Regions from separate parts of the Homo sapiens genome. Here region 1 is linked to region 2. The links are chromatin loops, found by intact Hi-C in ENCODE. Cell type or tissue: psoas muscle. All regions are shown on one strand. Each heading gives the region's core, and the rest is flanking DNA. Links, peaks and the distances in the headings are about the cores only. Region 1 overlaps ZNF407 (zinc finger protein 407). Region 2 holds the start of LOC124904323 (a long non-coding RNA gene).

Region 1 (15,700 bases), core at 4,325-12,324, 49 kb before region 2:
TATTTTCTGTGAGGATCAGTGTTAAGGTTTCTTTGATAGCCTAATGCTTTTTTTAGAACCTGCCCACTTCACAACTGGTCCACCCACACTGCAACCCAGTGTAGGATCGAATCACCCTCAGCTCGGTTACTGCAGTAGTCTCTGAACCTGTCTCTTGGCTGCCCCTTTTGTGACCCTCTGGCCACTCTCCACACAGCATCCAGAATGCTGTTTACCATGGATGTGGTCTCCTTTAGCCCTAAGGTGCCACGGCTCCTGGCACACTCAAATCGCCCAAGCCAGGCCCTGCCGTTCACACTTGCCCCTGCAGTCACGCAGATCTAGCTCCACTGTCCTTTACATTCCATGAATTTGCAAATATAAGTCAGCCTTCGATAAATATTCAATTAGCAACATATTCAGGATGTGAGTCATTTCAGGGTGTCAAACTGTTTTTTCACACAGGAAGTCAGAGAAAGAAAATACATACATTGAGTAAAGATTTCTAGCCTGCTTAAAATGAATACAGCTGCAGAACCACGGCTTGTCACTTCTCTAACATTTGGACACCATTTCGTCTCCTTGAAATTTCGTTGCTTTTATGTCTAGATAGTTGATAAATCAATAATAAACTTCTTCCACCCTCATCAATTGTAGAAAAAAATCTCAACTCTGTCTTCAAAGTCACTCCCAGAATTCTGTCCACACTGTGCTGTGGCCGCTCACTGCCCACGAGTGCCCTCCCCGGCCCTTTCCATCATCTATTCTTCCTGTCGCTGGGTCCTGAGTGCCGCTGCCGTCTTTTGCATATGGTTTCCTGGTCATAGGACACGTGTCCAAAGTGAACTGCACTGTAATACTCCCTACCGTTTGAGAATCTAAACATGAGCCCTGCTCTCTGCACAGATGGACACACACCAGCAGGGACAGTCCACATTCAGGGTCGAACTGCCTCCCCTTCTGCCACTGGCCTCCTTCCTGACTGTTTGCTTTAAACAAGGATGCAGACTTTCCAGACACAATTTCTCTGGAAATGTTCATTTTCATCACTTCTGTGGCTCTTCCCAGTTATTTCCTCACAGGAAATTTGCATGCTTTTCAGCAAACAGCCCTTTGACACAACCTGGATCTTGATCTTATTTTTTGTAACTTTTTAAGCGGAAATAATGTCAAATTTACAAGTTGCAAGGATGGCACAAAGAACTACTCTCTTATACTTTTATCTCATTGTAAATGTTTTACAGCATTTATCTACTCTTTCTATATATACACATTTTTTTTTTATGAGCCATTTGGGAGTAAGCTGAAGAACTGATGCTCTTTTACTCATGAATACTTGTGAGCTTCCTATGAACAAGGACCTTCTCTTACACAGCCACAGAACAATGCACAAAACTGTGGGATTTAAAAATGATACACTAATATTCTCCAATCTACAGACCTTATTCTAATTTCATTAGATGTTCCAACAATGTGGTTTATAGCAAAACAGATAAAAGAAGAAGAAATTCTGGCGCAGGGTCCAAACCGGACCACAGCATTATGTGGCGTGTCTGTGAATCTCCTTTATTCTGGAATAGTGCACCAGTCTTTGTCTCTCACACTTCAGTCACTTATTAAAATACACGCCAGTCATTTAGAAGAATGTTCCTAAATGAGAGCTTACCTGATTCAAATTGTTTTTCTGCATCTTAAATTACAAAGTATTTTTCCATATCCTATACCCAAAGGAGTGTTCACCATTTGAACCATTTAAAGCCCAGCCCTAAATACAGTTTTCTGACGAGCTTTCCTTAGATTAGGGAACACTGTTAACTATTACTTAATCGCTGCGTATTTTTTTGTTTCTTAACAGTTTAGCTTCAAACATTTTTTAAAACCAACCTTACTGAAGTGTAATTTATAGTCAGTTAATTGGATACACTTCTAAGTGTATAGCTCAATGAGTTTTGACACATCTACTCACCCTTGTAACCACCACCACAAATAAGATATAGAATAATTTCATTACCCTCAGAATTTTCCTGAGGTCCCCTGTCCCAGCCCCAGGAAAACACAGCTCTGGCTTACAACCCTATGGATGAGAACTGCCTGTTGCGGCTCGGGAAATGAGTGGAACTGCAGAGTGCACTCTTCTGTGTCTGCGCTTTTGCTTAGCACACTTTTGAGACTCATCCATAATGTAGTGCATCCATAGTGCCTTCATTTTTATTGCTAATACTCCATGTTACGGATGAATTGTCCATTCATCTGCTGTTGATGGGCACTAGAGTTATTTTTAGCTTTTGACTATAAATAGCTATTATAAACATATAGAACTATCATAAATATTCATATATAAATCTTTGCATGAATATATGCTTTTTGCTTTTATCCCTTTTGGGTAAATTCCTAGGAGTGGAATCGTTGGGTCATATGGTAAGTAAGTATATGTTTAGTTTTACAGGAAATGGCTAAACTGTTTTCCAAATTGGCTGTACCATTTTTACAGTACTACCAGCAATGCCCAACAATTCCAGATGCTCCTCCATGTCCTCACTAATGTTTGGCATTCTTAAGTCTTTTTAATTTCAGTCATCTTAGTGGGTGTGCAGTGGCATGTTATTATAGTTTTAATTTTCACGTTCCTAAAAACTGGCGATGATTAGCATCATTTCATGTGCTTTTTGGCTGCTTAAATATCTTCTTTTGCTTATTTTTTGTTTGAATCTTTGTCTTCTTAAAATTGAAGTGAGAATGTTCACTCTTTTGTGCCCATCCCAAAAATCACTGTGAGACTTCTATGCAAAGGGCCTTGTCACAGTTTTCTGCAAACAACAACACTTGCCTTATTGCAAATAAACAAACTCCAACTGTCCCAGGGGAGACCCCTCACTGTAGTTTTCTCTTCGACAGAAGTCTGAAGGTCCACCTTCCGTGACGCTCACAGCCCTTCTTGATGTCATCCAGCTCTTATCCACGAATCCTCAGCTCACCATGGAAATGCGGATTTCCCCACCTTCAATCTGCCCCATCACACCAGTGATGTTTCAGTTCACTTTGCACTGGTTCTTCTTTCCACCCAGAACACTCTTGTGCCAGGCGGACCCACAACGAGTTCTCTAATTACCTTCAACTCCTTGCTCCTATGTCTCCATCCCAACAAGGCCTACCCAGACCTTCCAATCGACTATGGTAACTGCCTGTCTCCTCCCCACCCAGGGCCATCTCCAGAACTCCCAACCCCCACTATTTTTCTCCACTGTCTTTTCTTTATAGTACTTTATCTTTTAAAAAGGAATGTAATTATTTACTATGCCTTTTGTTCAGTGTCTGTCTCTTTCTGCTAGAATAAATACTCCAGAAGGCCAAGACTCCTCGTTTTGCTCATGAATGTATCGTGGGCACTCAGAACAGCAGCTGGCTTCAGCCTGGATACATCTTCATCCCTCCCCTATGCTACTGCTCTAAGATGCATGACCTCAGTTCTCACTGGCTGTGGCAGTTCCATTGTGAGGAGTGGGGAAGTCCTAAAACCCTGATATCCTTTCAGCTTTCCTGGTGCCATGCGAAGCTGGAGAGTTCAAATTTATACAAGGTTCATGCTAAAAAGTAAGCTTTGGACCTACAAGGTTCATGTAGAAAAGTAAGTTTTGGACCTATTATTTTCTCTCAAAACTGTTTGAGAAGGCTAACTAGAAGCAAGGAATACTCCTGAAGGGACTTGGCTGAACATTAGTTTTCAAATGCTGAGTCTGGGATACATCTGAGAGTTTAAGTGGGTGAACTAGATTAAGTGATGTAGTGATGGCCACAAGTGAAGAATCAGTGGGCTCAGAAATGTTAGAGAAATCTGAACATAGAACTCAACCTATTTCATAATATATATGGAAAGCCCATTAAGGTAAGAATAAATTTTAGGAAATGTTAAGAATAACCATGTTTAAATTTAGTGACCAATACCGAATAGGTATTGATTTTAAAGAAGAATATATATGTATATGCTATAATGCTAGCAGCCCATTTTAAATAGAAAAATTGCCACACAAGACTTGCCTTCTCTTCATTGTAAAAGAGATGACTCATCTTAGAAAGAAAATGGCCTAATTGCTATTAGATTTACAATTCTCAAAATTTTATTGGTGCCACAACATTTAAAATATATAGTTCTAGAAATCAAAGATATACAGAAGGTAAAAGCTACTGAAAACCACAGCAGTTTCATCTTGCAAGGCACTGCTGTTAAACATAACCCAAATCGAAGTGTGTGCACACAAACAGCTATGTGAAGCTTCTACAGGAGTCCCTTCTACTACCCTCAGATTTTGGTTTCCAGGTTTTATCTGCGTGCTATCAGCTTTTTAGTTTCATAAGTTATAACTTTCTCATGACTTGCTTGAATTGTTATAAGCAGGTAATTAAATAAACTAGAAAAAAACCTAACTGAAAATTCAATGTGCAAGTAAGCTGAACTAGCACATCAGACAATGGTTTCATATGCTAATGCCCCTGGGTGTATGCCAGTTTTTTCCTCTGAACTTCTCCGATTTCATCCATCTTTGTTGAATGGCAGCTCAGCACCCCCTTCACCTACACTCAGCCACAAACATATCTGGGCCATCTGTGTCTTGAAGACAAGGGAGGACATATCAGCACTTCCCCTTCCCCACGAGTTCAGCTGACATTCTTTAGTAAAATACACAAAAGAACAGATTGCAGTTCATCCATAGGGCAATTTCACATTTCGCAAAGCTGTATGGTGCACAAATCCCACCCATATACATCAGAGGTCGTCTGAAGACTGGATGCCAAAGTCAAGAGTTGAGTGTGAGGTTTTGTTTTGCTTCTGTAAGAAGAGTTAATGTGGCATTTATGAAAGCTCACAGTTTCCCAAAAATCACTTCTGCAAAAATAAGTTCAAAAGGAACTCAGCTACACTTAGCATTTTACATTGTGTATGAATCATCTGTGAAGTTATAAAAACTTTGGTTGAAATTTTCAGGAAACCCTGTCAATTCTTTGACTTTTGAAAGAGATTTCTGTTGTCATATACAGTTTCAAATTGTTTAATAGCATGCAGAAATAGAACAGAATCAGAAGAGTGTCAAAGTGAATCAAATCCAGAAATTTAAGGGAAAAAAAGATAAAATTCAGACAAAATTTACTTTAATGACCACAATTTTGCTGTAGCATTTTAGATTCCTTTGGCTATTGTCCAACTTAACCAAAGCCAGTCACAGTAAACTTGGTTGAGCTAGGGTAAGTTACTAAGTACTCCATTTGTTGATGGGTATCAGATTCGCAGAAGGAACTAATTGACATCTGCACAGAGCGTTTAATTTTTCTATGCTTAATATTCTATTACCCCGAGTACCTGAAGTTTCACTGATGTTTACTGCCTTTCCCCCACTTCTGCAATTATCCTTAAAAATACATCAATAATGTGTCATAGAAATCTCCAATAATTTTTCTAAAGATAATACTTTTGAATTTGGTAAAGAATGATGTTTAAAAATTTTAGGCAGCACAGGACATGTACAAGCTGCTGAATATTAGATGTTTGATTTTCAGAGAATATCATTTTCATAATTCATGGATTTAACATATAAGATGGTAAATGAAAAGTATATAAATAATTATCACAGAAAAGCATCAAAATTTCATTTTTTTATGATTAGGAAATAGAATTTTTTTTTTTTTTTTGAGACAGAGTTTCGCTCTGTCGCCCAGGCTGGAGTACAGTCGTGGGATCTTGGCTCACTGCAACCTCCACCTCCTGGGTTCAAGCGATTCTCCTGCCTTGGCCTCCTGAGTAGCTGGGATTACAGGTGCCCACCACCATGCCCGGCTAATTTTTTGTGTTTTTAGTAGAGATGGGGTCTCGCCATGTTGGCCAGGTTGGTGTCGAACTCCTTACCTCAGGTGATCTGCCTGCCTCAGCCTCCCAAAATGCTGGGATTACAGGTGTGAGCCACCGCCCCCAGCCAAGAAATGTAATTCCAATATCTAAAATGCTAAGTTCATAGAATCTTCGAAAGGAAGTAGGATAATTCTTGGCATGTGCCCTTTCTCGCTTAAATGCTCTATGAGGTCTGTGTGATATACAATAAACAGTGCCCATGTAGCTTGCACATTGTGCTGAGTTTTGACAAATCTATACAGCCCTGTGGTTACACCACCACAATCAAGATAATGTACATATCCTGGACACCAAAATGTTCCTCAGTGTCCTCCTGTAGTCAGTAACCTCCCACATCCTGTCAATCAAATATCTGCTTTCTGTCCCTAGAGATCTGTCTTTTCCAGAGCTTCATAAATTGAATCGTAGAGTAGTATTTGCTTGGGTCTCACTTCTTTCTCTCAGGATAACATTGCTGAGGCGCATCCATGTTGTTAGTTCAGGCCTTTTTCTTACTAAATAGTATTCCATTGACCATAACTTGTTTATTTACTTATCTTTTGATAGACATTTGAGTTGTTTCTAACTTTCGATTACTTGAACAAAGTTGCCATGAGCATTCATGGATAAGGTTTCAGGTGGATGCATCTTTTCATTTATTTTGGTTAAAAACCTAGGAGTCGGATGGCTAGGTTATATAGTGGATAGGTGTATGTTTAATTTTATAAGAACTTATCAAACTGTTTTGTAAAGTGGCTGTACCATTTCACACTCTCCCCAGCGATGTCTGAAAATTCTAGATGACTACATCCTCACTAACATTTGGTATAGGTTGTCTTTTGATTGTTAGCTATTTTGATGGGTATGTAGTGGCATCTCCTCGTGGCTTTAATTGTATTGTCCTGAAGGGTGGTGACATTGAACACCATCTCATCTACTTACTGGCCACTTGCACATTGTCTTCTGCTATTTTTTTTGTTTGTTTATTTATTTTTTTTATTATTATTATACTTCAAGTTTTAGGGTTACAGAATTGAACAATGCTATTTTTCTTAGTTGGGTTTTTGTCTTATTTTTGAGTGGTGATTTGTTCTTTAAGTACTCTAGAATCAAGAACTAGGCCAGATATATATAAAAATATATAAAAACTATTTTATATCTATCTATATATATATATCTTTTCTCTTTATTTTCTTAACAGTATCTTTTGAAGAGCAAAAGCTTTCAACTTTGATGGTTCAATTTATCAGTTCTTTTTCTTTCACCATTTGTGCTTTTTACATCCTATCCAAGAAATCTCTGAATATCTCAAAGTCAGAAAAATTTTCTCCTATGTTTTGTTCCAAAAGGTTTAGAAGTTTAACTTTCATATTTAGGCTTTTGATCCATTTTGAGGCAATTTTTTGAATGGTGTAAGGGTTAAGGTTCATTTTTTTATATGGATATATAATATTTCAGAACCGTTAATTAAAAAGATCATTCCTTCCTCCTTGGCATCTTGTTGAAAATCAACTGACCACACGCTTGTGTGGGTCTATTTGTGGCCTTCCGACTATGTTTCTTGCATCCATATGTCTTCATTATTGTATCTTTAGAGTAGGTATTGGAATCCAGTATGCATGTCTTCCAAGTTTGTTTTCTTTTCCAAAACTGTTTTGATTATTACAGGTTCTTTGCATTCCCACACACATTTTAGAAGCAGCTCATCAATTTCTACCAAAAGCCTCCTAGGATTTGGCTGGGATTGTGTTGAATCTATAGATCAATGTGGGGATACCTGACATTTAACAACACTGAGTCCTCCCATCTATAAATGTGGAATCTCTACTATCTTGGTCTTCTTTAACTCCTCTAAGCGGTGTTTTGTAGTTTTTATTGTACAGGTCTTGAATATATTTTAAAAAATGTATCCCTAAGTATTTGAACATTATTCTAATCCAGTTTTTTTTTTCTAGTTTTGCTTTAAAATTTAATTTCCTTGGCTGTATTTTTCTAACTTTTAATTAGGCCACAGGCACACAAGACAGGCAGCTTCACTAACCCCTCAGAGTTCACATCATATTCTCCTCTCTTCAAGAATTTTATTTGTCACTGAAAGGAGACATTCTCTTATTGCTTAAACAGAGCCCGATCAATAGAGAAGCCTGTGATGCTTCCTGCTAAGGTGGCTCTTTTCTCAACACACATTCTTGTTGGAGGAGATGAACACGGACACCACACGTGAGCTCACCGTTCCTCGCGTACAATCTTACTGGGTTTGGTAATACAGTAAGACCTATAATAATAATTGCACCATTCTCTACATATTGCTGTAATAAATTTCACAGACACTGATGATGTTATCGTCTATCAAAGGAGCTATAAAATCAATGTGATCTTAACAACTTTGGACTTATCTATGTATGGATTAAAAGCTTGAAAAAAATTCCCCGGTACTGACACAACGACACGCCTCTAAGCAGCATGAACTTTCCAGTGCTCAATGCACTTCGGAGTATGCCATTTCTAACACACGCGATGTGTATCAGCTAATGTATTTTGTCTGTTCCTGAAACACTTATATGATGTTTAGTCAAAATGTCTGGTGTTGGGGTTGCCCATCGAGAATAAAAAATATTTTTAAAAAGCTCAAAAATACCTTTACATGAAGGATACTAGTCCTAATATTTTAAACAAATACTAGACACAATATCCTATATGAACATACATTAACATGTTAAAGAATGTATAAGAAAGATAAACATAATACATTTTAAAAAATCTCCCCCTTTTTCTTAGAAATAATATAACTAAGAGAAAAAATAGAAGAATAAACAGGATTTTTGTCTGGAATATACAGGATACGGCATATTCTTCATTCACATACTCATCGAAAAGTGTGTGTGCGTTTGTGTGTGTTTTTCAATCCATATTTTTAAGAACTAAGGACAATCTGAATTTACTTCCAGCTATCTACATTTATTGTAACATAATATGATTGCATGTTTCCTCTGAGAGGGAAAAAATTGGAGATGTTTTCGAAACCACACTGTAGTTGTTAAATAAAAGCTTAAAGTGAAACTGAGAGAGAGAATGCCAAGTATAAAATGGATGACATTCATGGATGGGGGCTACTATTCAATGGCTGAAATGGTTAGACTTTCTTGAATTTTCATATAATACACTAGTAATTTGTAAACTCATGTGGTCCGAGAAACAGTATTAGCTAAATGGCTTCTTTGGAGTATTTAAATTTTATTTTGGTGACAATTCTTAATTTAACAGTAGTGCCATTTCACTATAATATGTCAAAATACTTCCTTTGGTAACAGAGTACATGACGTAGTTAAAGTTTTCTGGCAGTGCATCTAGCATCCTAAAGTATGTTAACTATTCCCACCGAGAGCTCACATTTATTCCTATTTCACAGTAAGTTGTCAAACGTCAGCAGAAAAATCAACACTAGACTGCATTTGTATTTATTAGTTTGTATGCCGAAGTCTGTCTTATGGTGAAACTGCTGTGTGCTGTGAGGGGCAGTGGATGTGTCTGCATACAATGAGTGCCAATGCTGAGGACACACAGTGACATGGAGATGGCAAAAATGCTGTATGTTCACACAGGATGCTGCAGTACACACACTGCTTTCATATTCCATCCTCATAAGTATTCTATGAGCCAGTCAACAAGAAATTATTTTCATTTTACAAAGATTATAACTGAAGTTCAATCAGGGAAACATATCAGTCCATAGTCTGGTGGCAGGGCTAGACTAGAACTCTGATGTTGGCAGTCACAATTCCATACGCTCTGCCTGGAAAAAGTGTGGTCTAAGGTTAGGAAGGCCACGGGGTCCATTTGCTTCCTTCCTGTTTCACTGTCAAGCAATGACAGTTTTTTGTACTACCCTGGCTGTTCAATGGCCCAAAGCAACAGGCAGAGTTGGGCCCCACGTGTGGCTCCTGTCCCAGCAGTGAGTGGCAGCTCAGAACAGCGCCAGAAGGTCCCTTCTGCTCGATCCTCTCTAAAGGCCTCCAGAATGGAATGATTTAGAGCCACACATTTCTTTTTCTCTTAATTCCGAATTTTAACATCGGTTATTAGTTGGAAGACTGGCTTTCCTCCTTATTTTTGTTTGCTTTCCCTAAGGATAACACTAATTTAGGTGGTTGTAATAATTAGCCAGGAACTCAAAGATTAGTCTAAAGTTTGTTCTCATAGTTCCTATTAATAAACACTTAGTAGACTCCAGACTTTCCTCATGTCAACGACATCAACAAAAAGAAGTTGAATTAATATGATATAGGAAACACTGTAACTCTAAAATAACTAATTCTCTGTATTGAATGATCAGCAATATTTATTCACCTTTTCATGTTTTATTTTTCTTCCTACACAGGAACATATTAATGTATAAAGGGTATTTTAAGGAGGTAAAAATTACCAGAGTAGTGAACAAAGTTAAAGCTGAAACTGTTTAACAGGGTGATTCAAATAAAGAGGTAAAAATAATACCAACAAAATGTATAAAGAAAAGACTATTCTTTTATGAATATAGGATGCACTAATCAGAACTGTGCTCAAATATCGACAATGCATTCGGTCTTTGGGGTCACTAATGTATCACTGCATATATTATTAGAAAAGGTAATTTATATTGCTGAGAGCTAGCACACTACAAAATTCTAAAAATACTGTAATATATTTTTCAAATTTGGACTCAAGAGTTAAAAATAAATGAACAGATCTTCAAAAGGTAAACAATTTGACTCTACGCACATTCAGAATCAGAGCCAATGATCCTGAGTGGACTAGAGAAGTCCAGTTATGTGATACTTTGTTAATCACAAATGCAGGGCCAGCTCTTCACCATCTTTGATCCCTGGAAACTTTTTGGCAGAGTGGATCGTCTTTGCTTCAACAAATTTCCATTTTATAATTAATGGTGGCATTTCTGCCCAAACATAGCATTAAATAAATCTCAGAAACAATACGGGATTTTCTTAACCATCATTTAGTTTTTAGGTTTTGGGCACTATGGCACATAGTTGGTTATTAACATCCATTTATTGGATGTTGAGCAGGTAACACAAAGTTAAGAATGAACTGAAATCATGTTTTAAGACCTATAAAAGGTCATAACAACTTACATGCTGAACCTAAATGAACTCTAAACATAAACTACATACAATTTGATATGGAATTAAAAATTGGACATAAAACCAATATGTCATATATTGTAAACATAATAAAAATTAAACTTTTAACTTGCTGATCTTATTAAATTTTAGAATAGTTTTTGGCAGGAATGATTTGGATGGCCCAGGTACTTTTAAAAAAGATGTGATGACTTTTTTTTTCCTCTGGTAACTTCAGTTGCAGTGAGCAGCGGCAGGAACATTTGCAGCACTCACCTGAGGTATGTGAGGGGCAGCGCAGGCTTAGGCGAGGCTCGCTGGGAGTGGCTAACGACCTGGACAACGAGGTACACAGAGAAGAACCCTAGTCCGAGAGCTAGTTCTGTTAACTACTGGTTATAGAAATGTGGACAAATCCCTAGCCTTTCTAAAGTCAATTTGATTTTCTATAAAAGAAGAGAGATGGTTTTCCCTCCTCAGAGGGCTGTTATCAAGTAATATGACAGAAATTGTCTATGACCTGCCAAATACTATTACAACAGACTGATGTATAATTATTAAAAACATCTATACAAGAAGATCAAATGAGATAGACCTGCCAGTTCTTTCCCCTTCATCTTTGCTAACTCTCCAGTAGCTACAGGCTGAGCTGCTCGGTGCCAGGCTAACAGCAATGCCACCAGGAGCCATGACGGGTGTGGGACTCCTTTCTCCTCTTAGGCTCCACAGCCAGTGTGGCCTCTCTCTGTCACTAGCATGCTGAGGAAAAGACGGTGAGGTCACCATGGATGCTCCTGGCGTGTCCCAGTGCCTATCCTGCTTCTCCAAATTCAAAGCCACAACTCCTGTTCATTTTCCTTCTAATTGCTATGTTTGTAAAACTAAATAACTTAATTTTGTTTAGCTTTGGGCCTGGCAAATATTTCCTCTGTATAGAAGTCATATTCTTCATGACTACCCAAAGACCGACTGACTCATAAATCATTCAAAAAAGCAACAATACTAGCCACTAATTATGTGCTAGGGCCTTAGGAACTGAGCAAACAAACAGAAAAAAACTCACAGAATATCACGGTTGTTATACGCAAGTTTATCATGTGATTCTAGCACTTCCTATTTTCATTTGGGAAATTACAAAGTGAACACTTCTTTAGGAACAAACACTGCATGCTGTAGAATGGCTTACACAGCCTAAGATAACACCTGACTGTGCCTACCTTAATGGGGCCATACCCCCAAGTGAGAACACAATGGCAGGAAAAGGGACCTCTAGCAGCAAGCTCTGAATGAGGGGACCATAAAGCGTGAAACAGCAAAAGCCGGGTACTACTCAAATCGCAAAACTGATTTAAAAAAAAAATAGTGCAGTTTAAGGGAAGATGATGCAATCATGGAATTAGTTATTAAAACAATAGGAAAGTGTTTTCTGCCACACTTTGCTCCCTTTGATCCACATGGCATAACTAGTTGGCTTGGTTTTTGAAAAACATCATGTTCTTGGTTTATAAAAAGCTATTACAGTAGCAGCATTATTAGGAAAATTAAATGATGATAAAAGGAAAAAAATTTTTTTTCAGACAACTTTACACTTGGGAAGTAAGCCTTTCAGGAATAACAATGAACAGGGTTGATGAGTTTCTTTGGAAGAAAAGAAGTTCCAATTCATCAATTTTTTAAAAATGCTACTGAATAGAAATGACAAGACCTATCAGTGATAAAAGTTTCTTTTTTATTTTACATAATTTGGAACCACCAGAGACAGATTTAATTTGCCGTTTTAGAACAAAAATTCAATGTCTGCTTGTTAGATGCTACAATATTTTTATCTATCTACCTGCTGTGGGATGAAGAGAGGAAACAGAGGTGACGCTCCTAAGACAGTGACGAGAGGTTCCTCCCTTAACAGGCAACGCCCTGATTACTGGCCACTGGAGTATGAGTGATAGCTGCATCCCTGATGAGTAGCAAGGGAACTCAGTAATAAAGTCTGAGCTTTGTAAGTTTCCAATGATTGTGGTGAACTGAATGCAACTTTATCCAAATCAACAGTCACTGGAAAATGCTAATTACAGATTAACTCGGTAAGTATTCCATAATCGCCAATAATAATTATTGGATTTTCTTATTTTGAAGGAGGTAAGTTAATTTCATATAAAGCAAAGATTCAACAGTGGTGCTTTGAGAAAGAGACTATAGAATGTCTGGGTTTTACCAGTGGAGGTATTTTCAATAACGGGCTTTAAGGTTAGATTGTCTTCAATAGGACGCTGTGTAGAAAAGGTTAACACATCATAAAGGCAGGCAATTTCCAAACCTTTAAAGACACATGATGTTGAAAAGTTCGCAAAAGAAGGAAACCTTAGAGAATGCTAAAAAGTCCGCACATTTGTAGGCACATGTTTTCAATACTACTCCTAGATCACCTTTAACAATGGAGGTGTCCTGCTGTATTGGTAGCTCTCTGAAAACCAAGTACTCACCTTTCTCTTAGATAAATCTTGTGAAGAAGCCCATCATAAGCACTCAAATTATTGGCTGTGTGCTGAATTCCCATTTTAAGCCAACAGAAAAAGTGGAATATGGGAAAATGTGCTATTTCAGAGTTCAGTTACAAAGCCACTAAATCCTACAAGCCTCATACCAGCATTTGGGTAAGTTTCAATTTCATGTGGCATATATTTTAGAATAAATTTGTAGCATATGTTTATAGTTTTTATAGCTTAAAGCAAAGTAAAATTGTAACTGGAAAACAATCCACATTTGAAATGAAACCACCATGCTCAGGACTCTTCTCAGAGATCAACGCTTGGGTCTCCATGTGTGTGGCTTGGCTGGTCCACGCCGCGTCCTCCCCAGTCACATCCTGCGCTCCTCCAGGGCCGAGCGACAGTGCCCTCCGTAGGAAGCCTTTCGGGACCCCTCTAGCCTCATAGTCTCCCTCTCTGTTGAAGTAAGTACTTGAGAACATTTACCCTCTGTCACATGACTGAACATACTCTATGAACCTCATCATGTTCTTAGCCTTCCACAAAGTTACTTAATCTTGTCTGAACCAGGAACAGATCGTAAGCTTCTTGGAAGTCCAAATGCTCCATTACACTTTCCTTGGTGGCCCTCGGGTCTCGAGCAGAGTGATATTGAGTTATGAGCATTTGACAGAACCTGTCACTCAACTGAGGCCTGGAGCTGCGGCTTTCCAGGGACTCACTCCTAGACGCACTTTCCGGCTGCCCAGGGCACTGCGGACACCTGTGGCATGTAACCGCTGCCCGTGCCCCGCCTCACCCTGCACAGCACCCACTGACGGGGGTGCCTCTGCACTAGGTGGCTGTTCTGTGCCCTTGGGCGTTGAGTATCAAGACACTGTCCTGCAGCTGGACACTGTTACTACAGAGACAAGAGCCCCATGGACAGGAATGATGCTTCCCGGCATTAGTAACACTGCTTCTAGCTCTTAGACATTTCAGGGAATACTGGCTCCTGGAGGCGTCCTTACCCATTCTCTCACCTGACACCAAAATCTTGATGGTGCCAGGCAAGTAGCAACATTGATGTGATACCCTGAAATCACAAATGCCCAGAGGCCTTGATATCGTAGATGGCAAAAATACTCCAATCCCCAGTGTGTCTGGGGCTGAGAAGGCTGTCCGGGCTCCTCTCCAAGTGGCCGCAGCGGAGCCGGTGATGGCAGGACTGGTGCTCCCTTTCTTTCCTCTGCTGGGTTCCTGGCTTCCTTTCATGCAGGATTTTCTCAGCAAATGTCTCAAAATATTTGTGGGCAACATATTCTTATGTAAAAAAATCATGTCACTCATGCCTGCAAATGAATCTTCTTAGGTTGGAAACTATCATCCTCATAGAGAAAGGAGGATTTCTAATTCTTAGTAAAGAATTCTTAGTAGAGAATTAGAAATTCAACAATTGGCTGGGTGGGGTGGCTCACGCCTGTAATCTCAGCACTTTAGGAGGCCGAGGCGGGTGGATCACCTGAGAGGTCAGGAATTCGAGACCAGCCTCATCAAAATGGTGAAACCCTGTCTCTATTAAAATACAAAAAAATTAGCCGGGCGTGGTAGTGGGTGCCTGTATCCCAGCTACTCGGGAGGCTGAGGCAGGGGAATCCCTTGAACCTGGGAGGCTGATGTAGTGAGCTGAGGTCACGCCGTTGCACTCCAGCCTGGGCCACAAGAGCGAAACTCCGTCTCAAAAAACAAAAAGAAATTCAGCAATTAACACTGTGTCCAGTGACTCTTTAAAGAAAAAAAAAAAAAAAAGCATGGGGAAGGGGTTACAGAGATGTCAACTCGTCTTCCGTTTTGGAATTAGTTTTTATGTCATCGTTTACAAAGGATTTACTTATGTAGCATTTCGGATAATTTTAGTGTTAAAAACAGCCTTCTTTCAGAATAGAGGGAAACACATTTTTTTTTCCAACAGTGGAAGCAGCTTTTACGCAAGAACACGACCCTTTATTAAAATCTGTTATTTTAATAAAATATAATATTCGCAGTATTTCTCCCTTTGCGACCCCACGTGACAACTGGCAAACACCACAGATTACCTAAGTTAACACTTAGAGTTAAAACAATAATGATTGAACAAAATACATTAAAAACTACTGGATTCATCTTTCAGCTGGATTAGTGCTTTTTGTGAGGTCCCTCCAAAAATCCAAGTTTTTGAGAAAACTAGGAATAAACCATCACAGATACGTAAAGTGGTGTTT
Region 2 (15,700 bases), core at 2,654-10,653:
GGCCCTGAGGTTTTTTGTTTGCAGATACTTGAATAGTGACGTGGCACTCAAACTGCTTCTTTGGAACTCCTTTAAAAGTAAACAGAGGCTTCCCCCCTTCTCTGCTAATTATATAGTTTGTTTATAAAGATGCAAGCTCTTTATTGTTCATAATCTCAGCTATCACTTGCTTGGGCATCTATTCGGATCAACAGCATAGAGTTAAGTGGAAGAAAAAGCTAAATGTGATTGCTGTCTGCAAAGCAAGGATGAATTTTTAGATTTTAAGTGCTGTTCTTATGTTTCATATTAAAATACTGAATTCAAGTCACAGGTTCAGAGTCACTGCACATTTAGGGCTTTTTGTATTTAGTTAAACATCTGTCATTTAAAAAAATCTAGAATACTGGCATAGGTTAGAATAAAATCTAGTGTGCATCCTGCAATTCTACAGATTCCATTGCTGGTGGCCATACATCTTTGATGGCAAAACTACACTGGTTGTAGCACCATAAAAATCAATAAATATTAACCTTTTCTGACACTTTGTGCATGGATACTTTATCAATTGCTGTCAGGTAATAGAACAGTCAGTGATGAACTATACTTCTCAGCTAAGGAATCCAAGACAAATTATAAATCGGTGTAAATTAACAGACTTTTTAAATTAAAAAAATTAGTAACAGATTTTATTTCCTGTAAGAACATAAAAGCTAGTAAGCTTACTTACATTTTGAGTAGGTGCCTTTGGTGGGATGTAAATATCAAGCAGCACTTTAATCAAAAGAACTAAACACTAAACACATTTCTACAGGCGCCTCGTATAATTAGATGGATTATATATAATCCACTTTTGAACTTCAGGTGACATGCTAACTAAGAAGGGGGGAAATATTACTTCCTAACACCCTAGTTTATTTCTGGTAGCAATCCACATTCTTTTGGATGAGATACAGGTAATATCTAGCATAATTTGTAGAAATTCGAAGGGGAAAACTGTTCAGTAGAACGAGAGTGTCACTTTATGCTGGGAAACTTTCCATATAGTCACTGTAATAGTGACTCTTCAACACTAATCCCACGCTATCCTCAGGGTCCCAATTATTGGGCTCGCGGTCCATGAGGTACATACTGTACACAGCAAGAGAACAGACTGTAGGTTTGGAACTACGACAACCGACACACTAAGGGCTTCATTCTAGTTACTTCACGGGAAATAGTCCATGACTTCGTTCTTCCAACATTAGTTTTTAGCTTTGCAGCTGTGACAAAATTTCACCAAACAGTCTAACGTATTGATCAACTAATAATGTAAATTCAAAACTAAACTCTTAATATCTTAAGTCTGGTAATTTAAATAGCAAAGTCTATCGCTATTTGCATTCTCTTTTCAGTATATGCATTTCTACGCCTTATGGGTGACAAACAAACTGTGTTTTCATGGTCCAGTTCCCTTCAAAAATACTGTGAAATTTCAATAGGGCAGCAATTCAGACAAATAACTCATCCTTCAGATGGAAAATAAATGCTTCACACATAAAGTAACAGCTGTAAGAAAGAGAACTGCAATGTGCTAAAATCACTATTAACGTAATATCAGCCTAAGAAGAATCAGAATTCTCAGGAAAATAAAAATGTATTAGTTATATCTCTCTGGGCTGTAAATTTAAAAAATGGATTTTTTGGCTGGGCATGGTGGCTCACACCTGTAATCTCAGCACTTTGGGAGGCCAAGGCAGGTGGATAGCAAGGTCAGGAGATCGAGACCATCCTGGCTAATGTGGTGAGACCCCGTCTCTACTAAAAGTACAAAAAAATCAGCTAGGCATGGTGGCATGTGCCTGTAGCCCCAGTTACCTGGAAGGCTGAAGCAGGAGAATGCTTGAACCCAGGAGGCAGAGGTTGCAGTGAGCCAATATTGTCCCACTGCACTGCAGCCTGGGCGACAGAGTGAGACTCCCATCTCAAACAAAAAAAAAAAGATAAAATAAAAAATAAATAAATAAAACAAAATAATACGGATATTGCAATATGATCTAACACTTTTTCATTCCTCGAAAAGAAGTGGATTCTCATAAGATGCTGGAGATGAGAAACACATGCATATCAGCCAAGTACGTTACTGAGTATCTGGTCCCCACTGAGGCTTTGTGGGTGAAAGCATGACTGCCAGACAAGCATGGAGAGGAAGCGCCCCAGATGGGCACCAAGGCAGACAGACTCAGGGCTCCAGCCGCCCCGTGGACCAGCAGGTCCCTATAAAAACATACTGGAGGCCCAGGCACCAACTGCCTTATAAAAAGCACGTTTCTGAAATGACTAACATCTTTAAAATGTTAAACTTCAGGTCAGAAAGATTAAAAAGATTTCTTACAAACCGGTCAAAGTAGGGAAAGTCTTGGGTTTCTGTTCTCCAGTCATGCTTGATTCGCATCAAGACTGGGTTTCCTGTTTAGCTCTCTGATCCCAAGCTATGCTGGGGTAGGTACTTTCCCAGCCTTTCCTCCATGTTTGGCATCAATCTTTAGCTCAGATAGAAAACAAACAGAAGAAATATAAAATCTTGCCAGATCATCCAAGATAAAGAAGACCTCCTATAGCCAAGGCTGATGATCTTCACTTTTCTCTGATAACGAGCACCTGTGAGACTGCAGCGCACTTCACAGCTTCAAAAGCCACTTTCCCTGCTGCAGGGGAGATTCGTGCAAAAAAGTTTCTGGTGGACATAAGAATCACAAGCTCCTTTCCTCTAGTTTATATTAATAATACCTTAGAAATGCATGGCACTAAATGGTTTGCAAAGAACTTTCACACATGATCTAATTTAATGAGGGCATGGCAGTTAATCCAGCCATCAGATCCACACCACAGCGATCTTCAACCCAACACATGGAGCATCCAAATCTGGAAATGAAGATCATCTATTTTTAGTCTAACCGATTTTATTCTAACACAATCCTGCCATCCTGCAGAAGTCTCTGAGAATATGGAGAATCTGCATATGAGGTGGGAAATAACTCGAGCCCTGGAATACCTTTGTCAACTCTTATATGAAGGAATAAAACAATCCTCAACGAATAACATCATCACCGTTGTTGCGAAAGTTTTTCCTTTATTTTGGAGACTTCAGCCTCAAAGCTAAGTATCCTAGCCTACGAAAGCATTTTTCTGTAGCTCTATATTGGCACCAATAGGCACAGGAAAGAAACGAAGGGGGACCCAGCAACTCCATTTGCTACTTGAGAAAGGAATAACATACATGCTTAACCCATGTAATACCATTCTCAGCAACTCTGATTTATTACAACCCTATTTATACTTGAAATGCTATATTCAAATATTTGCTTAGCAACCCATTATAGTACATTATGTGTTGTGTATGTGTTTTTGCTTTTTGCTCTATGCCTGGAATATCATGATCCCTCAATTAATGAACCATCGGTGAGAAAACCTACTACAAGCTGGAGCTACATGAAAGCAGGTTCCTGTGGAGCAAATGTGCCCACCCAGTATGCCCCTCCTGCAGCATGGCCCAAACAGCCAAGGGAGAGTGAGCAAGAGGCCAGAGAGCACAAGAAAAGGGTGGTGACATGCACATGCTACACCGACTTCAGACACCCTCAAATAACAGGGCAAGAAATCCAGCATCTGGATCAGCAGGCCATGAGAGATCAGTGAAAGTCCTTTGTTATTGCTAAGTACATTACAGAAACCACTGGATGTCAGTTTTGTGGCAATGGGAAGAAGCTGCTCCAACAGGAAAGTCTTGAGTCAAGCAGTCACAAGAGAATAAGAGGGATGGCAGCAGGGCAAGGCAAGGACGGGCCCGGTTCCGCCACTGGGATTCACTTAGGGCACTCACCCCACCCTTCCACATCTTTGTTAGGTCACCCCGAGCTAACAAAGGGGATGTCTGTGTAAGCGTCTAGAAAGAAAGTTCATTTTATGTGCATTGTTCTACCACCCCAATTATAGAACAAACAACCAAAGAAAACTGAGCAGTACACCCAAGAACTATGAGCTCCCCCTCCACACCCTGCCCACCTACAGGGTTCCGTAGCGTGACCTGGGGTTGGCTCAGGGGGCTGAGGTGAATAAAGGATCCAGGTAAGTGAGGGAGCGACGCTTCACCAAGCTGTGCGCCGCAGACAGGAGCAGAGAGGCTTCCTTCATTTTCTCTACAACAGCCCCGCAAAGTAGGATTTATGACTTCAGTGTTTTTAAGGAAACAGAGGCATAGGAAAGTTAAACATTTTATCAAGGCACAAAGCTAGAGAGTGACACAAATCTTACCATGTCGCTTCTCTGCTACAACCTTCACTGGTTTCCCCTTCTTCTTGGTTCAAAATCCTCAACATACCTTTCAAGTCTGGCCCCTATTAGCCCTGAGCGCATCAGCTTCCTCTGGTGTCTCCCTCCCTCTAGCTGCACAGAACCCTGGTTCCTGGGCCCAGCTTCCTCCCCAGATAATACTAATGGCCAGCAAAGTCCTCCTGGGCCAGCCCCACCCCAGTGCCCAGACAAGTCCTTCAGGTCTCAGCTGCACGCCCCTTCCCTGGGCAGGGGCAGGCGTTTCCATGCCCTCAGTGCCCCCGCAAAGCTCCTATTCTGTTATGTTTGATCCTAAGTGACTTTGGCCTCAAGTAGGTGTCATCTCATGCTCTACTGGTGGCTCCCATACAATGTCTGCCTCTCTGGCTACAACAAGCTCCACAATGACTGCAATCACATATGTTCTGTCCATAAGTTGATCCCTACATGGAGCAAGTCAACCTACTTGTTTCTTCTAATCCTCGGAATCTTTCATAAAAGTTGATTACTTAATGGGCAGGTAATATTTGAAAGGTACTGTGGCAGAGACTTCATATGTAACTTAATAAGCTAATTCTCATGAAATCCATGACCAAGAAAGGTTTTTGTATCCATTTTCTACCTAAAAAAGCTAAAACTGAGACATGGTGTGTAAGCTTCCCAAGATCACACAGCAAGAAAGTGTCAGAATTGGTTCAAAATTGGGTTTATCTCATCATAAGACAAGTGTTTTTTCTGCCACACCATGCTAACAATCTCAATATCTTAACTGGAAAAGAGCAGGTCTTTAATTTCTATCAGTGAGGTCTTGAGAATAGTTTTAACAGCATTTGTTATTCTCTCTTTTGATTACAAAAAGCAACACACTGTAGATGATATAGAAAAGCTTGCACTTAATATGTTGAGAGTTCCAATTTTCCTCCATAGGCTTCATCAATGGGTACCGTCAACCTTTTAGATTTCTGTCGATTGATAAAAAGGGGCATCTCACTGTTTTGATGTAGTGACAACTAATGAGGTTAAGCATTTTTGCATATACTTTTGGTAATCTGCATTTTAAATTGCCTATTCAGATCCGTCTTTTAAAAAATCAAAGGAGGTTTCTATACATAAGGAATACATATTAATCCTGTTATCTGTCTTACATGTTATAAATTTTTACATTTCACTTCTGATCTCAAATTATTGCATTGCTGAATATATTCATATATAAAAATTTGTTATCTCATGTTTTGTTTCTAAACAGAAAACACAGTGATTATCTGTCAATATATAAAGACTTCACTAAAATAATGATCAATTTTCTTGTATTTCAGGTGTAATATTTCAATATTTCTATTCTTGAGATTTCCGAATACAAAACAAAGTAAGAGTAAAGTGGAATGTAAATGTCTAGAGGATATTGTAGGTATGCATGTTTAGATAAAGGAATACATATTACAAGCAATAGAAATCATGCCCTAAAATTATAAATATATGTGATCAAAAAATCCGCCTTTAGAATTTAAGATACTTTATTACCCTCTCTTTCTGAATCAAAAAGGTCGCCTCACACCTTAGATTATGTCTTACCCTGCAATGTCAACTCTATCTCTATGCTCTTAATGACTGTTTTCTCTTCTTGAGCTTTTATAACCTAACCAAGGACAAGAGAGTGAGCTGTCTGTCTTCAGTGGGGTGACTGCTACCTATCCCTATTTGCTTCCTGCAAACACAGGCAAGTTCCTTTGTGAACAGATCATTTTCTAGAGGTCATTCAGACCATAATTTCAGGCCCTAGCCACTATCCTGATGGTCCTTCTTAGAAAATTGGACCCAGTGGGAACGTTTTCTCCCTCTGCTTTAGTCTATGGGTCAGCATTTTCCTTCCCTTGTAGTTCTTAATTCCCTTAAGTGGCAATTATTTAAGACACACTTAGAGAAGGTGCAATCTACATTCATCCAATAAAACCTAAATATTAAAAAGGACAGAAAAATTCAGCATGGTTACTAAGGATAAATGGGACAGCATTTAACATTTGAAAGGTACCAACGAAGTGGTACACGAGTAAATGGATAAAATTTTAAAAAATGGTTGGAGGTAAAAAAAAAATTAAGACGATCTAAAAGGGTACACTATGTGTCAAAGAGACAGAGCGTCTTAATTACAAAAGGTTAATATCACAGTCAGAGTCAAGAAATAGGTGGAAAGATCACTCTAATAAATACTACCTGGAAATTCACCCAAAGGCAGCAGATACAGAAAGTCTACATTGTAGATTTTTCACCAGTATATGACGAAAATTTGGTTACTATAACGGCCCTAAATACAGAGGTAACCAATTCGTGCTCAGAGCATGATGCTGGGGATAAGATCACCCTAATATGTGGAAAGACATATCAAGACAATTATGATGACTATATGGACAAAAGAAGGTCATAAATAAGGTCAAATGTTCTAAAAGAAGCCAAAGGAGCAATGTAAGAATTCTGAATTTTATGGGGCCCGCTCATAAGCATAATGCGCTGGGATTGGTAAAAAAGAGGTCATGAATTAAAATGACAATCTATTCATGAAACACAACTGCAGAAGTCCTGAATATGAGCATTATGCAGATAATAATAATATCACATGTGAGCCATGGGTATTGTGGAAGACAGAGCATTTCCAGGTCTACCAAGTATAATCTCACCACCTTTTCCCATGGTATATATTTAGGAGCAGAAAAATATCTGTGAAATTTTAATGATTGATTCAAATATGGTTACATAATTAAATTTTTTAAAACTTAATGTTCAGAATTTGGTCTTTGATCTAATTGATCCCCTGCCTGGTGATCAAAAAATTGTATTTTGCTAAGCAAATCCAACATGTGATATGTATAAAATATGGTAGACATATTTAAAACTTCTTGGTTTAAAGTGAGTTTTCATACATAAAACTGAATTCATTCCATTAGAACCACTTTTAAGGTTTTAACTCTCACAATTATGAAAGGTCTCATCCCTACAATAAATCCCTTATTCTGTATCACTCAAAGTGGTTCTGCTTCTGTGGTCGAACCCTGACTGATAAAACTTTTGGGATGGTGACATTTAATCCAAGCAGCACATATAACACTGTCAATTATCTAGCATAAAACAGTAGCATAATAGTGGTTATACAGAAACCACAGGCTGGCTTCAAACTCTAGTGCTAGTCTTTAAAGTTTCAGTCAGTTATTTTACCTCATTTTTTCTACCATACCATTAAATTAAAACTAATAGTAGCATGAGATTGTTCTGAAAATTAAATGATACTCTTAAAAACAGCCTCATATCTGGCAAATAGTGATTGCTTGTATAAAATAGTTGTTACCATGTATGATATGGTCAATTATCTAGAATAAAATGGAATTGACTCAATGCTACTTTCTAGAGCTTGCCCAGGCTCTAGAGAACAGAAGCCATATGGCTGTGGAAGAAATTTCCAGATGCTCTATACAGGTCATTTGCTCAGGGGTGCTTTCCTAAAGCACCTTTCACTTTTCTTTATCAACCTTATATCATGGGAGCAAAATGTCCAAAATTTGTTTGGTGATAATCCAGCATGTATAAACACAAGATTAGTTATAACTTCTCAAATGAATTAATTTCTAGTCTCATCAGAACTTTTCAACTGTGTTTTACAACACTATAAATTTCACAAAGTCAAAGAAGTTTCTAAAACCTCTCTCACCAAAAAGTTTGAGAATTATTAATTCAGCTTTTCAATGATGATTCAGAAATCATCGGCAGATAAAAATGCTTTTCATTAATTATTTGGAAATATTAAAGAAAGTTCATATGACCATATTTCTGAAATGGGATGGTATCTTCCTGTTCTGATTTATCAGTGCAAATCCTACACAACTGGAATTAACTGTATCCCAACTGTCTAGAATTCTTTCGGTATAGGTTTTAAACAGAGGTTCATACAGAGTCAAAGATCCTACCTGCGGCTGGCTTAGCAAGAGAAGGAACTAGCCATACACCTGAGTTCCCCTTACGGAGTCTTCTGTTTTCTCAGGAGGTGGGCACAGCTGGGTGGTGGTAAGTCTGCGACTTCATCATGTGGAAGCCTGGGACTCACTGAGAGGGATGTGGAGAGTAAGCCTAAATGCGCAGGGGCAGAGTCTCACTAAACAAACACTCAGATAAAACGTCTGCATAAACTAACATGTCAGATTTGGGGTCTATATCAAACCCTTTAGGCCAAACATTCCATTTTGTCTGCACTATGAGGATAAAATACTGTATCCTACACTTTGAGTGAAAATGACTATGCATATTAATGTAACAGGCGAATATCTTGACATCTTAATGCCTAGAAGATAAACACACCCAAACTGATCCTGCCATAAATAATAAAAATAGATAGCTCTGGATTTCAATTGTCCTTTTCAATGTAAAAAAGATATTTAAAAATTTAATATGTTCAAACTGAGCATCAAATATCTTTAAAATGTCTTCGTAACATACTTCCTTAGAAGCAGATAGAGAAATTGGAGTGAAAAGTAAAAGAAAATATATTAAGTGCCATCACAGAATTATATCTAAAACCAAAATTACTTCTTTGATTGAGTTCTGGATCATGATCTAAAAGCACACATCACAAAAAGAAAAAACTTTTTTAAAAAATTACATACAGGGAGAAAAGGCCAGAAATATGGATGGAGATAATACATTAGGAAACCATTAAAAGACAACAAACAGAAACCTAAAGTATTATTCAGCCTCTTCTAAAGAGCCAGCTGTTGGATTATCTTCCTTTTTCAGCTTTTACTGTATGTGCCGCACAATTCAACTTCTGAGCTCCTCCCTGGTACACATTATTGCCTACAGTCTCTTCTGCCTGCTCGGTGCTTCCATCGATCTCCTCTTCTCACCTCTCTGATTATTCAAGTTTTACAAAACCAAGTACCCTCCCCCTTGCCTTCATGCAATTCAGATTAATCATCCGTGTTTACAAGTTACATGAGCTGCGGCCACATTGCCACCCCGTAGCACACACTATTTCCAACACTCCTTTAAATGGCAAGAGCACTTCCAAGCTGAAAGAATTGATTACAATTAAATGTGCATGAGGGGGATTCTATCTGGTCCCCGATTTCAGCAAGAAGCTTGCTTTGTCTGAACAACAAGGTTAATCTAAAAAAGCCTAATCCTGTCGGTGGTTTATTTGTAAAACACCAAGAAGTACCACATTTCAGTGTTGACCAGATGCTCTAAGAAAATGTCAATAGACTCAATAAATACTTAGTTACCAACATAAAGAATGTCAAACTATGGGACTGAGATACCTGATAAATGAGAAGAGTTATGAGTTTGGTGTGTTTTAAAATAATAAAGCTTTAGATGAAGTCAACTTCTAATACTACCAAATAGTATATTAAAATTGCAAGAGAACTATCTGAGCATTTTCATGTCTGTCATTTTGTACTAATGGATTCTTTAAAACAGTCTATTTATTACAAATAGTCATTTCTAATCAAGAGAATTGGGTACATAAACATGAATATGCAAGTTGTGCCAAGAATCGAGGTCACATATGTTAATATAAAATGTAACTTGGGATACTCTTGTCACTCAAGAGCAGCATCTACTGGCATAATTAAAATGAATATAAATGACATAGAGTAATTTCAGTTATATATTTTACTAACTAAATACTCATAGAGTACTTAATAAGTGGCAGGCACTATTTTAAGTACTTTGCAAATATTGGCTTATTTAATCATTCCAAGACATTTATCACAAAAAGCAATTAATTTTTGTTTGTTTTTGAGACCGAGTCTCGCTCTGTCGCCCAGGCTGGAGTGCAGTGGCATGATCTCGGCTCACTGCAACCTCCACCTCCCGGGTTCAAGTGATTCTTCTGCCTCACCCTCCCGAATAGCTGGTATTACAGGCACGCGCCACCATGTCCGGCTAATTTTTGTATTTTTAGTAGAGACGGGGTTTTGCCATGTTGGCCATGATCTTGAACTCCTGACATCAGGTGATCCACCCGCCTTGGCCTCCCTAAGTGCTAGGATTATAGGCGTGAGCCACCATGCCCAGCTAAAAGTGATTAATTGACAAAAACCTTACTCCAAGATGCAAAAGGATTTATTTAGCTTGCGATGTTGTTTCCATTTAAGACAGCAAAGTTCAAATCTATTCCTGGCCAACATCTGGAAGGAAACTGGTATTATAATTCATATTAACTTAATGAAACCAGACAAGGAATGTGGAGAAAATCCTAAAACATAGTTCCCCAATAAAAGTACTCTCTCAATGAGAAAAAAAATAAAATTTATATTCCATACAATAGTGATTAAATTCATCTATACTACCCTTGAAAGAATCTTGCCTTTTCCTTCACAAACACGAAACCATTTATGCTAGGCTTTTATTTTAGGCATGCACTAAAATTATAATTTTTCACAAGACGAAAGAATGACTTCCTGTCAATCACACTGACATGCTACTCAACAAACGACACTAAGAGCAATGACAAGAGTGAACAAGTCTGTGCAGCTTTTTAGAAGCATCTAGACCAGCCATCAAAAATGCTATTTTATCTAGTTGGGGCCTACAGTATATTCTGCTGCAGTAAAAGCTATTAGGGGATTTAAGTGATTACGAGGATAAATTTTTACCTATTAAAATAATGCATCAAAGTGTTTTTAATCTTAGGAAAAATTAAAAAAAGAAAACAAGGAAGTGTAAACATGTCTGTAAGTTCAAATATTTTACTTCACATTTTGCCTCATTAAATGGATATATTTCAAACACTGACTAGAACATATCATATAACATATGTTTAGTCCATTAAATTTCAGAAGGTCAAGCCATTTAGTATAATTTTTGTATTCACTCTTCCCCACTTCCACTTTTCCCATCCCAATCAAATCTCTGCCCTGAACGGCACTTCACCAACCAAGAGATGTATTTAATATCTTCTAAAATGGGTAAGTGTGGAAGACAGAAAAAATAGGGGTACCAAATTATTTTTGTATTTGTAATTTTTAAAAATTGTGGTAAACCATACATAAAAGTTACCATCCTAATCAGTTTTATGTGGACATTTCAGCAGTGTTAATTAAGTACCATCACACTGCTGCACAACCAGTCTCTACAACTCTTTCATCTTACAACACCTTAACTTTGCCTGGTCACACAACTCCCCATTTTCCCTCCCTGCAGCTCCCGGCACCCAACATTCTACCTTCTATCTCTTTGACTTCGACTACTCTAGGCACATCATCTGTAAGTGGAATTATAATGCAATTATACTTATCAATGTAAGCCATCTTGTGTGACTGGCTTGTTTAACTTAACATATTCTCAAGGTTCATCCATGTAATAGCATGTGCCAGATTTTCCTTCCTTTTTAAGGCTGAGTAATGCTCCACTGTATAATATATAACAAACTTTGTTGATCCATTCTTCTGTTGATGGACATTTGGGTTTCTTCCACTTTTTCACTATTAATAGTGCTGCTATGAACATGGGTGTACAAACACCTGTTTGAGACCTTGCCTTCAATGATTTGGGATATCTATCCCAAAGTGGAACTGCTGGATAATACGGTAATTCTACGTTTCATTCTTGGAGGAGCTGCCATTCCGCTTCCACAGCAGCTGCACTATTGTACATTCGCTTCAGCAGCGCATAAGGGTTCCAACTTCTCTGCATCCTTGTCAGCACTCGCAATTTTCTATTTTTCTGACAGGAGGCATCTGAATAGGTATGAGGTGGTAGTCGTAGGTTTTTTTTATTAAAGCATATTTCTTAGCTAATGAGAAAAATATAGTGAATGCAAAATACTAAATTGGTGAGTATTATTTACCACCAGATAAGGTGGTAGCCAGAATCACATCATACACAAAAAGTGAACACATTTTCTTATTTGATAACTTAAAGAATTGAAGAATAATAATTTTACTAGGCATTACATTCTGGATGTAAATATGCAGATCTCATTTTATTTACACATAAGTTTTTTTTGAATGATTGGTTATAACAAATATCAGGCTAAGTCAAAAGTCATTCAGGACATAGAAGAGCCAGTGACAAGCCAAACACATTTGTGATGAGTTTAAATTACGTCTCAGATGAGGGAGAAGATGGACACACGAAGCTGAGGGGAAATGCACATATCCAACTGTGGCATTTTAAGGATAAAATTTCAAACCCATGCATGCTTAATTTCAGAAACTGCTAGGGTAGCAGAGTAAACAAACTGACCCAGAGAAATGCTGCTAACTTACTTTCAACAAAAGAACAAAGGCAATTTAATGAAGGAAGGACAGTGTTTTCAATAAATACTGCTGAAAAAAATGAGACATCTATATGCAAAATAAAGAACTTTGACTTACACCTTATATGTTATACAAAATATGACTCAAAGTGGATCACAGAACTAAATGTAAAGTGTAATAAAAGCATAAAGCTTCTAGAAGAAAATATATAAATTATTCTTTGTAACTCAAGTTAGGCAACTAGCTTTTAGAAGATATTGTATCAAAAGCTCAGAGCATAAAGGAAAAAACTAATAAACTGGACCTTATGAATACTATGACTTTTCTGTATGAAACACACTGTTAAGAGGCGGAAAAAAAGACATGTCTCAGACTAGGAGAAAATATTTGCAAATCATATTTCAGAGGTCTCAGGTCAAAAATATAAAATAAAAATGATCTCAAAAATCAACCTAATGAAAAAAGGGGAAAAATATTGTATTTCAAAAGACACTTCATCAAAGAAAATATACAGATGTCAAATAATCATGAATTGATGCTCAACATCATTAGTGATCAGTTAAATACAAATTAAAACCACACGATGAGTTCCTGGTGAGTACGTGGAGTGACGGGAACTCACACATTGCTGGCGGGAACATACTATGCACAGACAGTTTGAAAAATAGTTCAACAGTTTTTTTTTTAGACAGTTAAATATACCATATAATCCAGGCATCTCGTTTCTAGGTATATACCCAAGGAAATGAGATCTTATATTCACAGAATCTTATATGTGAATGTTTAAAGCCTCTCTATTAATAATTGCCAAAAAGAATAAAAACCCTAGCTGTGGAATTTCACTGTGGTTTTTATTTGCATTTTCCTAACAGTAATGGTGTTGAGCATATTTTCCATGGCTTGCCGGTCATTTGTGTATCGTCTTTGGGGGAAATGGTTATTTTGATCATTTGTCCATTTTTAAAATAGGTTATTTGCCTTGCTCTTGTTGAGTGACAGAGTGCTTTATGTATATTCTGGATACAAGTCCCTTACCAGATAGATTTGCAAAATATTTTCTCTCATTTTATAAGTTTTTCTTTCATCTTTTTGATGGTGCCCTTTGAAGCACAAAATTTTTAATTTTGATAAAATTCAACTTATGTTTTCCTTTTGTTATTTGTTCTTTCGGAGTAACATCCAAGAAACAATTGCCTAATTCAAGGTCATAAAGCTTTATCTGTACGTTCCTTTTGAAGGGTTTTTACAGTTTTATTTCTTATATTTAGGTCTTAGATAATGTATGTTCTAGATAGAGAGATAGAGAAAAACATCTATATTCACAGGAATGCAGGATTTAGTATACATACCTACACTTCCTTGTTTATCTGCTGCGAAGGCCTAGAAGCAGAGGTACACAGAAGCAATGAGTCCACACAGTGTATATATCTTGGCTTATAACTACCATTCTCCAGCCAAAGGAACCAGGTCTCCTTAAGGTAGTGATTCATTTCTGGACCATGGCAAGGAAAACACAAGATGAACCCACAGAACACTGTGGTGCCTGAAAAGTAAAGAGATGTCTCTAAAAGGATGGGGGTGCACACAGGGCACAGGAGCTGACTGGAAAGAGGGGGCAGTGGTTAAGGCAGGAGTGCTTTCAGTAAGAAAATAAGCCACAATGGTATTGGATTATAAACCTCAGGATAAAATACCTCCACAATGATAAAAAGAAATAGAATGAAGAACTGGGAAAGAAGGAACCAACTACCATTCCTTACAGAATAATTCCAATTATTAAACGTAGAAGAAATGCAGGAAAGAAAAAAAACACCATTTAAACATCACAGACCTTATTCAGGCAGGATAAACTAATGGATGTCAAAATTATTGGGCAAATGACTGGGGAGAAATAGGCTATTTTCGTGGTCTGAAAGGCTCTCTCCAAGATGTGTACTGATTAAAAAGGTAAAACCAGGAAGCTGCCACTGGAGGATTCTGAAGATCCCACCTCACTCCATGGGCCAGGCGGACGTCCTCAGTCACCAGGTGCTCCAGGCACAGCACACATTTCTTCTGGTATTTTCTTAAATGACTTCAATTAAATCATGAGTAAACATCACACTATTCCAAATTAAGAGACATTCTACAAAATAACAAATCCATGTTCCTTAAGAGTGCCAAGGTACTGAAAATCTGTCCTGGACTGGAGAAGACCAAGAAGACATGGCAACTAAAAGGAATGTTGGTTCCTGGGCTGAATTCTGGGAATGAAGGAGGATGTGAGTGGAAAAATGATAAACTCTGAATACGAGAATACAGCATAGAAAATGGCAACGTATTAATGCTAAATTCTCAGGCTTTCGTAAGTAGTATGGTTATGTTTGATGTTAACATTTGGGAAAGTTGGGTGAAGGATATATGGAACTCTCTGTACTATTTCTGCAAACTTTTCTGTAAGTTTAAAATCATTTAAGATAAAAACTTGCGAAATAGTAATTTTCCTCACTGCAAATAGAAATAAATGAAATTGCAAAGAGTAATAATGTGCATTACTTCATATTCTGAACTACATTTCAAAGCTAATGAAACAATGTATCTAAATTTCCCTGATAATTTGAAAGACTTGTCATGCTATTCTTTAGTAAACGGCTTCAGCTGGAACAGTAACTTGTTCTGCAGTAGTAGCAACACGAGTGGGCAACATGATCTTTGTTTCCTCATCTAAAACTGCTGTTTAGGTGGGGGTCAAAATATGTGTGTGAGGGTGTGCAAATTTTTAAAATATGTAAGTTATATTGAATTAGTTGATAAAAAGTCTATATAAAAGTAAAAACCACATCAATTACCTGATAAAATCATACCGTCCCCACTATAACTTTTCACAATCAATTTTTTCCCTTAAAATTTTGATAAATGAAGCTGTCAGAGGGGATAAGATCACGATTTTCAATTTTGTTTACTTTTTTTTTTTAACTGTTTTAACTTTCAAAATCCAGTTCACGAAGGCTGCAAATGTGAGCTCTGATAAGATCGCAGTGCTGCCTGCCATGAGGTAAGAGAATGCCACGTGGCTGGGTGACCTTGGCGCAGCAGGGAAGGGAGCCGGGAAGGAAGCGCTGGCGCGGCTCGAATCATACAGGCCATCACACTTGGCCAGCACACTCAAGGAAGGGGAGAATATA

Evidence for each region. Hi-C counts contacts between places; a loop is a spot of excess contacts. Peaks named below come from ENCODE experiments on the same cell type or tissue, not always from the same donor. Only the 100,000 strongest peaks of a DNase experiment are listed, where the experiment ranks them.
Region 1: a loop joins it to region 2, with 4 times the contacts of the local background. A loop is called at or near these places in 2 of 110 quality-filtered maps.

The regions. Positions count from the first base shown.
Region 1 is chr18:74,979,804-74,995,503 of GRCh38, reverse strand. All of the region lies in intron 8 of ZNF407 (zinc finger protein 407), which reads right to left. Among named protein-coding and RNA genes, the nearest start is that of PTGR3, 220 kb to the left of the region's middle. RefSeq lists enhancers at 1-255, 256-757. In psoas muscle, for the core only: no CTCF peak of the experiment used is centred there; no DNase peak of the experiment used is centred there.
Region 2 is chr18:74,929,179-74,944,878 of GRCh38, reverse strand. All of the region lies in intron 8 of ZNF407 (zinc finger protein 407), which reads right to left. It overlaps LOC124904323 (a long non-coding RNA gene), which reads left to right and starts at 8,267. Exons shown (of 3, transcript XR_007066414.1): 1 at 8,267-8,340. RefSeq lists enhancers at 14,583-15,700, 15,147-15,700. In psoas muscle, for the core only: no CTCF peak of the experiment used is centred there; no DNase peak of the experiment used is centred there.